2 separate regions of the Homo sapiens genome follow, and region 1 is linked to region 2. A link is an interaction called in ENCODE POLR2A ChIA-PET data of the cell type or tissue named here. Cell type or tissue: A673. All regions are shown on one strand.

Region 1 (5,000 bases), 210 kb after region 2:
GCAAGAGTGAAAGGGGTTAATTAGGAAAGATCTTTGGGGAAGCCTTGAACTTCTGACAACGTGGGTGGGCCGCTGGCTTTCCAGACTCCAGAGCAGCCGCTCTGAACTCAGGCTGCAAATAAGACTCACTTAGGGAGCTGCTGAAAATAACTGTTGAATCAAAATCTGGAGGCGCAGCTTGGCCTTTTCCTTTTCGAGTTTGCTAGGTGATTCTAACGTCAGCCAGAGAACCAATGCTCTAGTGTCACGTCCTAAATTTTTCACAGCTGCTTATACATTTGGAACTTTTAGACATTGAATTGTAAAGTATATCACTAAATCACTTATTCTTGCAGTTTGCTCCAGGGCACAAAAAATAAGTAGCACAAATGCAGATGTGAATTCTCTTGGAATTTGATGCAGACCCTCTTATGATTTTATCTCCGGTTTTAGACCATGTACCTCAGTGCACTCCTTTCCTTGTCTGCATGCCCTTTTTCTCTAAGAAGTTCAGAGCACTTCTCAAGTGGATTAATGTTATATAGGTTATCATTGTGAGATGATACTGGGAATAGATTATTCCCATTTACTAGAGGAAATAATTGAAGCACTGAACCGTTTACTGACTGAACTACACATTTTGAATTGGACACAAGCACTGCATGTAAATTTCATCAGTTTTAGACTTAAAAACTGTAACTGCACTTTTGGATTTCATGAGTTTAATCTATTCACTAGCAAAATGAAGCCTTCCCCAAATCCTAACTTTCTAGTTTTATCTTTTTCACAGCTTTTGTACACTGGTGATTTCTCAAGACAAGAAGATAGGCACTTAATGGCAGCTGAAATTCCTAATATTAAGCCTGATATTCTTATCATTGTAAGTATTAATATACTATATTGTAATCAATGTAATGTAAGCAGATTTTTTTTCTTTTGGAAAATAATACTGTGATCTCACTTTCATAATATGTTATTGGATATAAACTTACCTTTTTTAAAATATAAGAAAACTGGTGGCCGGGCACGGTGGCTCACACCTGTAATCCTAGCGCTTTGGGAGGCTGAGGTGGGCAGATCACTTAAGGCCAGGAGTTAGAGACCACCTTGGCCAACACAGTGAAAACCCATCTCTACTAAAAAAATACAAAAATTAGCTGGGTGTGGTGGTGCAGTTACCTGGGAGGCTGAGGCACAAGAATCACTTGAACCCAGAAGGTGGAGGTTGCAGTGAGCCAAGATCACGCTGCTGCACTCGAGCCTGGGCTACAAAGCAAGACTCAGTCTCAAAAAAAAAAAAAATTGGGGCAGGTGCTTCTTTTTGTAGTGCAGTTTCACTTTCTTGCTGTTAAATGCATTAACTCTAGTCTAATATCAGAGATGCCAGGCTGCCTCTGGGCAGGATCAGCAGGCTGTCTCTGGGCAGGATCATTTTTACTGGCTATGCCCTCTCTCTGTCTTCTAAATATATATTTCTAGATGAGAATATGTAGAAGAACATCTTACGGGTCATTTTAAAATGGTGTGACCTCACTGCCTTTGCCATGGTGACTATCCTCAGGCCCTTAGTCCATGCTAACTTATCGTTTTGTTTATCTTTGTGTGTCATGTCTGCCTACTAGGTTGCAAGTCCCAGGGGAGCAAAAAAAATGAACTGTGTACAGAAGCTCTTTGGGGGCAGCTTGGGATGTGTGTTGCTGACTGTAGAGTCAGGGGTTGGGAGAGAAATCTTGCAAGCTTTTGGTGTATATAAGAACATCAGGTGTATGTGGTTCAAGGAGGAAGAGTTGTCTGTTTCTCCTCCACCACCTACCATGTTCCCCAGCTGCCCAGGCATGTGGGCCAGTACATACTGCTGTCCATAAGCAACATGTGAGCAGATTAGATTGGACTCTGCTCATGGTATGCCCAGCATATAAACTTAATTTAAGGGAAGATTTATTTTTTGAACCCTCAGAAAAAGTAGCTATTTTCATAGTACCATACTTTAGAGCAGTGCTTCAAATTTTAATATGCTTATAATCATCTGATGATATTGCTAAGATACAAATTCTGATTCAGTACATCTGGGCTGGGGTCTGAGATTTTGCGCTTCTGATAAGCTCCCAAGGGATGTCAATCTTCTGGTCAGTGGACCATACCTAGTAAGACTTTAAGGATATTCTTAAACAGAAGTATAAGAAACAACATCTGTTTCTATTTTAAAAGCTTTGACTTATCAGAGGTGGGAGAAATAACCTTTTTCTTCCTAATGGAAAGCAAAATGGTTAAAAAAGGACATGGGAAGAAGATACAGTTTTGGACTATTTCATTTTATAAAAAGTTCTTAGATTTGAATTCTAGCATTCTTTTTTTTTTTTTTTGAGATGGAGTCTCACTCTGGAGTGAGCGACTGCAATGGCATGATCTCGGCTCACTGCAACCACTGCCTCCCAGGTTCAAGTGATTCTCCTGCCTCAGCCTCCTGACTAGCTGGGATTATAAGGCATGCGCCACCATGCCCAGCTAATTTTTGTATTTTTAGTAGAGACGGGGTTTCATCCTGTTGGTCAGACTGGACTCCTGACCTCAGGTGATCCACCCGCCTCGGCCTTCCAAAATGCTGGGATTACAGGCATGAGCCACCATGCCCGGCCTCTTTTTGTTGTTGTTGTTAAATTTTATTTTTTTGAGATGGAGTCTTGCTCTGTCGCCCAGGCTGGAGTGCAATGGTGCGATCTCGGCTCACTGCAACCTCCTCCTCCTGGGTTCAAACAGCTCTCCTGCCTCAGCCTCCGGAGTAGCTGGGATTACAGGCGCCCACCACCACGCCCAGCTTATTTTTGTATTTTTAGTAGAGACAGGGTTTCACCATGTTGGCCAGGCTGGTCTCAAACTGCTGACCTCAGGTGATCCACCCACCTTGGCTTCCCAAAGTGCTGGGATTACAGGTGTGAGCCACCACGCTGGGCCTGAATTCTAGCATTCTTGCTTGCTCTTCCCAATTACTATTATGACAACACATGTTCGAGTAAATGACATGCTAATGGAGAAGTGAATTGCTTAGCCCCTCAGTATTTCATTGATGTTTAACTTTTGAATTCTTGGAGGATCATTGGTCTTAGTCTCACACTTCTAATGTATTATTTAGGAATCTACTTATGGGACCCATATCCATGAGAAACGTGAAGAGCGAGAAGCAAGATTCTGTAACACTGTCCACGATATTGTAAACAGAGGAGGCAGGGGTCTCATTCCTGTCTTTGCTCTTGGAAGGGCTCAGGAGCTGCTCTTGATTCTAGGTATGCCATTTCCTTTGTATTTAGGCGATGATCAAAATCTTGTCATTTTATCAAGATAATAATGTGGTCTTGGATGAGTCATTCCACCGTTCTGGACTTCAGTTTTCTTCATTTAAAAATAGAGATTTGGGGCCGGGCGCGGTGGCTCACGCCTGTAATCCCAGCACTTTGGGAGGCTGAGGTGGGGAGATCACGAGATCAGGAGTTCAAGACCAGCCTGACCAAGATGGTGAAACCCCATCTCTACTAAAAATACAAAAATTAGCCGGGCACAGTGACAGATGCCTGTAATCCCAGCTACTCAGGAGGCTGAGGCAGAGAATTGCTTGAACCTGGGAGGTGGAGGTTGTAGTGAGCCGAGATTGCGCCACTGCACTCCAGCCTGGGCGACAGAGCGAGACTCCATCTCAAAAAATAATAATAATAATAATAATAGGGATTTGGATCTAGGAATAGCCCAGGAAAACAGCAACTCTCATGCACTGCTGTTGGGAATGTGAACTGGCGACCCCTTCCGGTTGCCATCAGAAGTCTTAAAATATGTGTACCCTTTGGCCAGCAGTTCCGCTTCTGGGAAATAAATGAGATGTACAGAAAATTTTGTCAGGAAAGGTATTCATCATTTTAGTATTTTCAAAGAAATATGTGAGTAAATATAGCATTGTAGGAAAAAATTGTGTTACAGATGAGTAATTACATACTTTGCACATAATATATTAAGTCAACCAAAAAAGTAGAGTTCAAAACTATATTTACTCTGGGCTGGACGTGGTGGCTCACGCCTGTAATCCTAGCACTTAGGGAGGCTGAGGTGGGCAGATCACTTGAGGCCAGGAGTTCAAGACCAGCCTGGCCATCATGGTGAAACCTCGTCTCTACCAAAAATAGAAAAATGAGCCAGGTGTGGTGGCACACACCTGTAGTTCCAGCTTTTCTGGAGGCTGGGGCATGAGAATTGCTTGAGCCTGGGAGGCAGAGGTTGCAGTGAGCCGAGATTGCACCACTGCACTCCAGCCTCGGTGACAGAGGGAGACTGTCTCAAAACAAACAAACAAACAACAACAAAAAAAAAACTATATGTACTCTGATCCTAGTTAGGTAAAAAATGCACACACAAATGACTGAAAAGCTACTAAATCTGGATAGTGAGGATATGGATGATATTTTTTGTTTTCTGCTTTTCTCCATTTTACAAGTACTTCAGTGAGCATGTATAATTTTTTGTAATAAGAGAAACAATGGTTGTTACTTTTTAGCATACATTTGTACTTCATGATCCCTTCTACCTCACATTCGGTGATTCTAGTTGGGAAGAGCACTCTTATTGAAGAATAAAAGAAGGTACTTTACAGCCAGGCATAGTGGCTCACGACTGTAATCCCTAATTCCAGCACCTTGAGAGGCTAAGGGCGGAAGATCACTTGAGCCCAGGAATTTAAGATCAGCCTGGGCAACAAGGCAAGACCCTGTCTCTACAAAAAATACAAAGAATTAGCTGGACGTGGTGATACACGCCTGTTGTCCCAGCTACCTGGGAGACTGAGGTAGGAGTATCACTTGAGCCTGGGAGGTAGAGGTTGCAGTGAGCCAAGATTGTGCCACTGCACTCCAGGGTGGGCGACACAATGAGACCCTGTCTCAAAAAAAAGCAAATAATAAAATGGGTGCTTTGCATGAGTGTCACCTCTGTGCGAAGCACTAGAAACACTTGCATCTTAGCTCATCCTCTCTGTTCTGCCA
Region 2 (5,000 bases):
TTTCTTGATCTGAGGATGTTCCATAATGACTTCAAGGGCACCTTCCAGCTTGGGGATTCTGTAATTTTAAAGTCCAGCTTGCTGAAGGGCTTTGTGGTAAAGGGGGAGTTGGGAGGAAGCCTCACTGAGGTTGTCCTGCTCTGGATGCTGGCCTCTGCACAAAGGTCCTTTCAGGCTGCCGTGGGGAGGACTGTCCTATGTCACTTCTTCTTCCCTCTTAAGCCCTGGAGGGGAGGACTTGGGAAACAGGTCACAGGGAGCCTGGAAAAACAAAGAACACGCCGTCCGTCCACTCAAAACATTGGCAATCTAGCAAACGGTGTGCTCTTCCCTGGCCTAACATCATCGGTGTGTGATCTCTCTCCCAGCACTCACCCAGGGACCAGAAAGGCGGGAGGTCTGGAGAGAGATTGCAGGTGGCTTCCTTGGTCAGTCAGGAGGCATTCCCTTCTCCTGCATGCTGGAGGGGTGCACCATGGGCCTGGGATAGGCTGTTGTCAGTGGAGCAGAGGTGTCGCCCAGCCAGAAGGGTAAGGGAGCTCAGATCCAGTCCAGGTGTTCGGGTCCTGCTCCCTGGCGAGAAGGAAGTATGTGTGAGAGAGTATTTCAGATCCTCCTCTCCTGTGGCTCTGGAATCCTGCTCATCTGCCATCCGGCGTCTCCAGCCCTGCTGTGCTTGAGAAGTCTTCATTTCTCACTAGCAGCCTCCATTATCTCCACTTCCTCCATTATCCCCACTTCCTACATTTTCAGGGCACTTGGCCTCTGCTGTACCCTCAGCCCCCAATCCTAAGGGCATGTGCTCTGTGAAGTGGGGGACTTGGGGTTGTGCGCCCCTGTGCCCTGCAGTGCCTGACGCATGAGTGTTGTGCTGACCCTCCCTCAGTGTCGTTCAGCAGTGAGCCTCCTCTAAAGCAAGTTCACCATTTACACGGTGGACTTGTTTCCTGTGTTTGTGTTCTTATTTCCTAAAACCGAACTGCAAACTCCTGAGGGCAGGATCTCTTTTTTCTTTTTTTAAAATAAGCTCTCATTTGTATTTATACTTGGCTATTTTCAAACGCTATTCGGGTGGGACAGGGCTCATGCACATTTTACAGCTGAGAAACAGCATCACAGAGGTTTAACGGCTCTGTAAAATAAGATAATTGGTAAGTAGTAGCCCTGAGACTTTAACCAGGATCTTACAGCTCTTGTTCAATGAATGATCTTTCTGTAACCCAGAACCAGCTGAGTATTTGGGAGGTCCTCAGTAACCGTTTTATTGAGTTAAAAAAATATGTGGGTAAGGTATTTGTGAGTACACGTGCATATACAAAGATTCTATGTGCTTAGAAACTTCTTTGACCAGCCTCTTCATTTGAAAAGGGATTTCAAGGTTCATATATGCATTGTTTGTTGCATGTTACTTTCTTTGGAAATGACTAGTGAGGACAGATAACTTAGAAATATTTGCATGTTACATCAGAAGAGAGTTAATAGTACTGGTTACTGTTAATACTAGTGGTATTAGCTGTTCCAGCAAAAGGTACTGCTTATTTATAATAACCAGATAATAGCAGCGAGATCGGAGAGGATAGTCTAGATAACATTATGAGTGTATCTATAATTATAATTGAAATGGAATGGGGGTGAATCTTTTAATATGAGGTTTTAAGAATTCTGGAATTTTAGTGTGAGACATAATTCATGGTGTATGGTTGATAGGGACATACTCTTTGGCCATATAACCTTGAAGAAGTAATAATCTTGAATTATTTATCATTGGAATGAATCATCCTTTTGAGAGAATCATATCTTCCTTCAGTGTTAAAAATATACTTATGTCATCTGTCATGGTGAGTATTCCAGTTACAATGCATATTTCTTTTTTTCACATCCTGCCTACTCACTTGGTGTTATCCTTGAGAAGAGAAAGATTTGAGATGATGGCTAAGTGGTTCCCAGTCTTTGAGTCTATAATCACATTCCCTGTTTTTTCGCATTCCTTTTGGTTGCTATGTTTTGGTATTTGGTCTTTGGTCTCTTTCTTTGGGGAAGAGTGATTGGGTGGCCACAGGAGGAGTAAACCCATTTGGGAGCTGATAGTTGATGTATTTTTGTTATGCTTGGCAGAGTGAGCGGCCCCCATCTTCCTGAGCAGAGTTCATGTGTGATATACAAATGAATGGTCTCTTTCCATCTGGCCGTCACAGAGGCAAGAAACTGTGGTGCCTCTGGATCATTGAATTTCTCAGACTCTCAAGGGACAGCAGAATGCGTATGTGAACTGGCATACCCAAATGCAAATTATTTCTGGTGATACCTAATATATGTAAATGTATGCTGCTCAGTTGGCCAAGAAATTATGAACGGCACTCTTCCTAAATAATGCTATATAACTGAAATTTTAGTTTTATTGTCACAATAGTGAAGTGTGTTGATAGTCCTATTTCCTGTCAAATTTCTGTGACATTTCCAGCAGCTTCAAGCACCCCTCACGGGCCAACTCCCCAGAGGTGGAAGATCCGGTATCTCAGGAGGGAGTGCTGCCGGGCTCCATTCCGAAAGCCACACCTGCCTTGTTACCACGTAGGGATCTGGCAGTTGAAGGCTAGGGGCGGAAAGTGGACAATCAGGATAGAGACAGGACTCGGCAGAGAAGCGGAGTTTTAGTACAGATGTACTAAACATCTGTACAGATGTGGAGCCCCCCCCGCATCATCACACTTAACTTCAGGAACAAAGAAACCCAACAGATTTAAAGATAGTAGGGCATACCTGCAGGGCTGGTGGCGGGGCAGGTGGCCGGTGCTGCTTCCATGGTGGACTTCGCAGTTGCCCTGGGGATGCTGACCCCTGGACTGGACTTTGCTCAGTGGTGCCCGCCACAGTGAGCCTCAGCCCCACCTCTGTTGTCTTCACCCTTTGACCTCACTTGAGCCTGGACTGAGGGATTTCCCCTGTCGATGAACCAACCTGAGTACTGTGCATCCAGCCTCTCACTGAGCTGGGAACCAGGGGCAGCTACAAAGGAGACAGGAGAAATAGCCGTCCCCCTTGGGCACTGCTGGCCTGGCAGGAGAGGCCCAGCATGTGTCTAGGGAGGAGCGGAGCGGTTGTGGCCAGCATTGAGCTGGCTGCTTTTCTGTAGGAGCCTGAATCTCAGTCGAGCCTGGAAGGACATGCAGGTGTTAGGGAGCCAGGATTGCCTGCGTTAGGCACGGGGCTGGGCACACAGAGCACTGGAGGGAATTGGTTGAGTAAGTGATGGAGTAGTTGATAGCAAAGGGAGACTGGAGAGAGCATTCTGCAGGGGGACAAAGTGCCTGAGCCTAAGAGGGGGAGACAGGCTGTCTGGAGAACATGAAGCAAGTGCCTGGCCCTGGAGGTGTGTGCCCCTCCTGTCCCCTGTAAATTGTGGGTGGGCCAGGCTGTTGGGGGCATTTGTGGGCCTGGAGTGATGCTGATTTCTGCAGCCCTGGCGGTTGTCAGTGTGGGCTGGGGTAGAGATGTGTGTTTGTGTATGGAGCAAGGAAGGTCCTAGCCTTGCTCAAGAGGTAAAGAAGCTGCTGGTTGAGAACAGCTTCATGAATTCTGCAAGAAGAGATGATGATGTTTGCTTCTTTTACATACTGCATTAAAGGTCCCAGACACTGGGGCATTTGCTGATGTCAGTAAAGAGGGAGTCCTGGATTTCTAGGCACTCACAGTTTCAGAATAAACACATATGTAAACAGCTGATTACCATATGGTGTGATAAATGTGTCAGGATACAGAGGCAGTTGCTATTGGCAACACCAAATCAGTCATAACCTTCAGGAGTGAACAGGGCTTGTTTGCTCAGGGTCTGGCCAGGGACCCAGAGGACCAGTGTTGGGGACCCAGAGGGGCTGCGTGGGCCTGCTGCCACTGCGAGCCTGTGTTACAAGACTGAGCAGTGCAGCCGTGACTCTGGCAGGCGAGTTTCCCAAGCCGAGGTTTCTGGAAGCCACAGCCTGAGCCCAGGGCCTGGAACCTGCAGGCAAAAACTGTGCTGAGACTGATTCCCCAGTGGTCAGCCCCACAGCTGGACTGCAAGCTGCTTTCCCTGGGCAGACTCAGCCTCCTGCAGGAGGGGTGTGGGAGGGAAGGAGCAGTATCTGTGTGCAGACCTGGGTTCCCCCAGAACTGAGATGCTGGATGAGGTGCCTGCATCCCCTGAGCTGCTTGGCGAGGAGGACGGTCCATGTTTTCCATCACAGCTGGGAGTAAGAGCAGATATGTGCAAGGCAAGGACGTTGTTTCACCTTTTGAAGGAAGGTTGTTAGGAAAACGCCTGCATTTTCTAATCACTGGAGAAGCCCTTTTAAGCAGACCAGATTTATAAGGGTTTTGATGAAAACAGTGGTTTGGGAGCAGCAATGTCTTTAATAGCAACAAAGCCCAGAGATGGGGTCTGCCTGCACAGGAGCATGGGCCAGGGGGTCCTGTGTGACCTTGGAGGTGTGTGAGGGAGGCCCTGGGCTGGTTCCATGGCAGGGCACAGTCCAGCTTCTTGCTTCCTGGCAGCACAAACCCCTGCCTGTTTCTGGCGGGGAGATGCTGCCCAGGCTCGGCTGCTTTGCGGTTCTATGTCGGTCACTTTCCCCAGGCCACTTCCTTCCTTTTTCTTCTTATGCCAGCCTGGGCAAGAGGAATTTGTGCTTCCTGCCAGCAGGATGGATGGGGGAAAGGCAGTGGCTGGGTGTTTCTCTCTGCTGGAAGGGTTTGCTGGGGTGAATCCTTTCCCTTCACTCCCTCCTGTAGCCAGGACCTTGTCACCTCCAGGGAGCAGGTGACAGTTTCCTTGACTCCTCACCAGGTTTTCAGGCTCTGCCCTCTTCCTCTCCCCAGCCAAGCTTGCCTCTGACCTCAGCCAGGAGGAACTTGCTCTAGGGCTTAAGTCAGGTCACATCTAACTTTAAGACCCAGTTTTAGCATCTGGTATGGAGGCAACAGCCTGGGCTTTGACAGACTTGGGTTTGCGTCATGACTCGGTA

The links. Peaks named below come from ENCODE experiments on the same cell type or tissue, not always from the same donor. Only the 100,000 strongest peaks of a DNase experiment are listed, where the experiment ranks them.
Region 1: POLR2A ChIA-PET joins it to region 2 with 5 read pairs; 6 of 35 experiments call an interaction of 5 or more read pairs at or near these places.

Annotation. Positions count from the first base shown.
Region 1 is chr2:9,433,102-9,438,101 of GRCh38, forward strand. It overlaps CPSF3 (cleavage and polyadenylation specific factor 3), which reads left to right. Exons shown (of 18, transcript NM_016207.4): 6 at 770-859; 7 at 3,110-3,260. Among named protein-coding and RNA genes, the nearest start is that of CPSF3, 12 kb to the left of the region's middle. In A673, no CTCF peak of the experiment used is centred here; no DNase peak of the experiment used is centred here.
Region 2 is chr2:9,226,461-9,231,460 of GRCh38, forward strand. All of the region lies in intron 1 of ASAP2 (ArfGAP with SH3 domain, ankyrin repeat and PH domain 2), which reads left to right. Among named protein-coding and RNA genes, the nearest start is that of ASAP2, 22 kb to the left of the region's middle. RefSeq lists a silencer at 20-314 and an enhancer at 4,609-5,000. In A673, no CTCF peak of the experiment used is centred here; a DNase peak (open chromatin) is centred at 2,241; H3K27ac peaks cover 1,435 bases.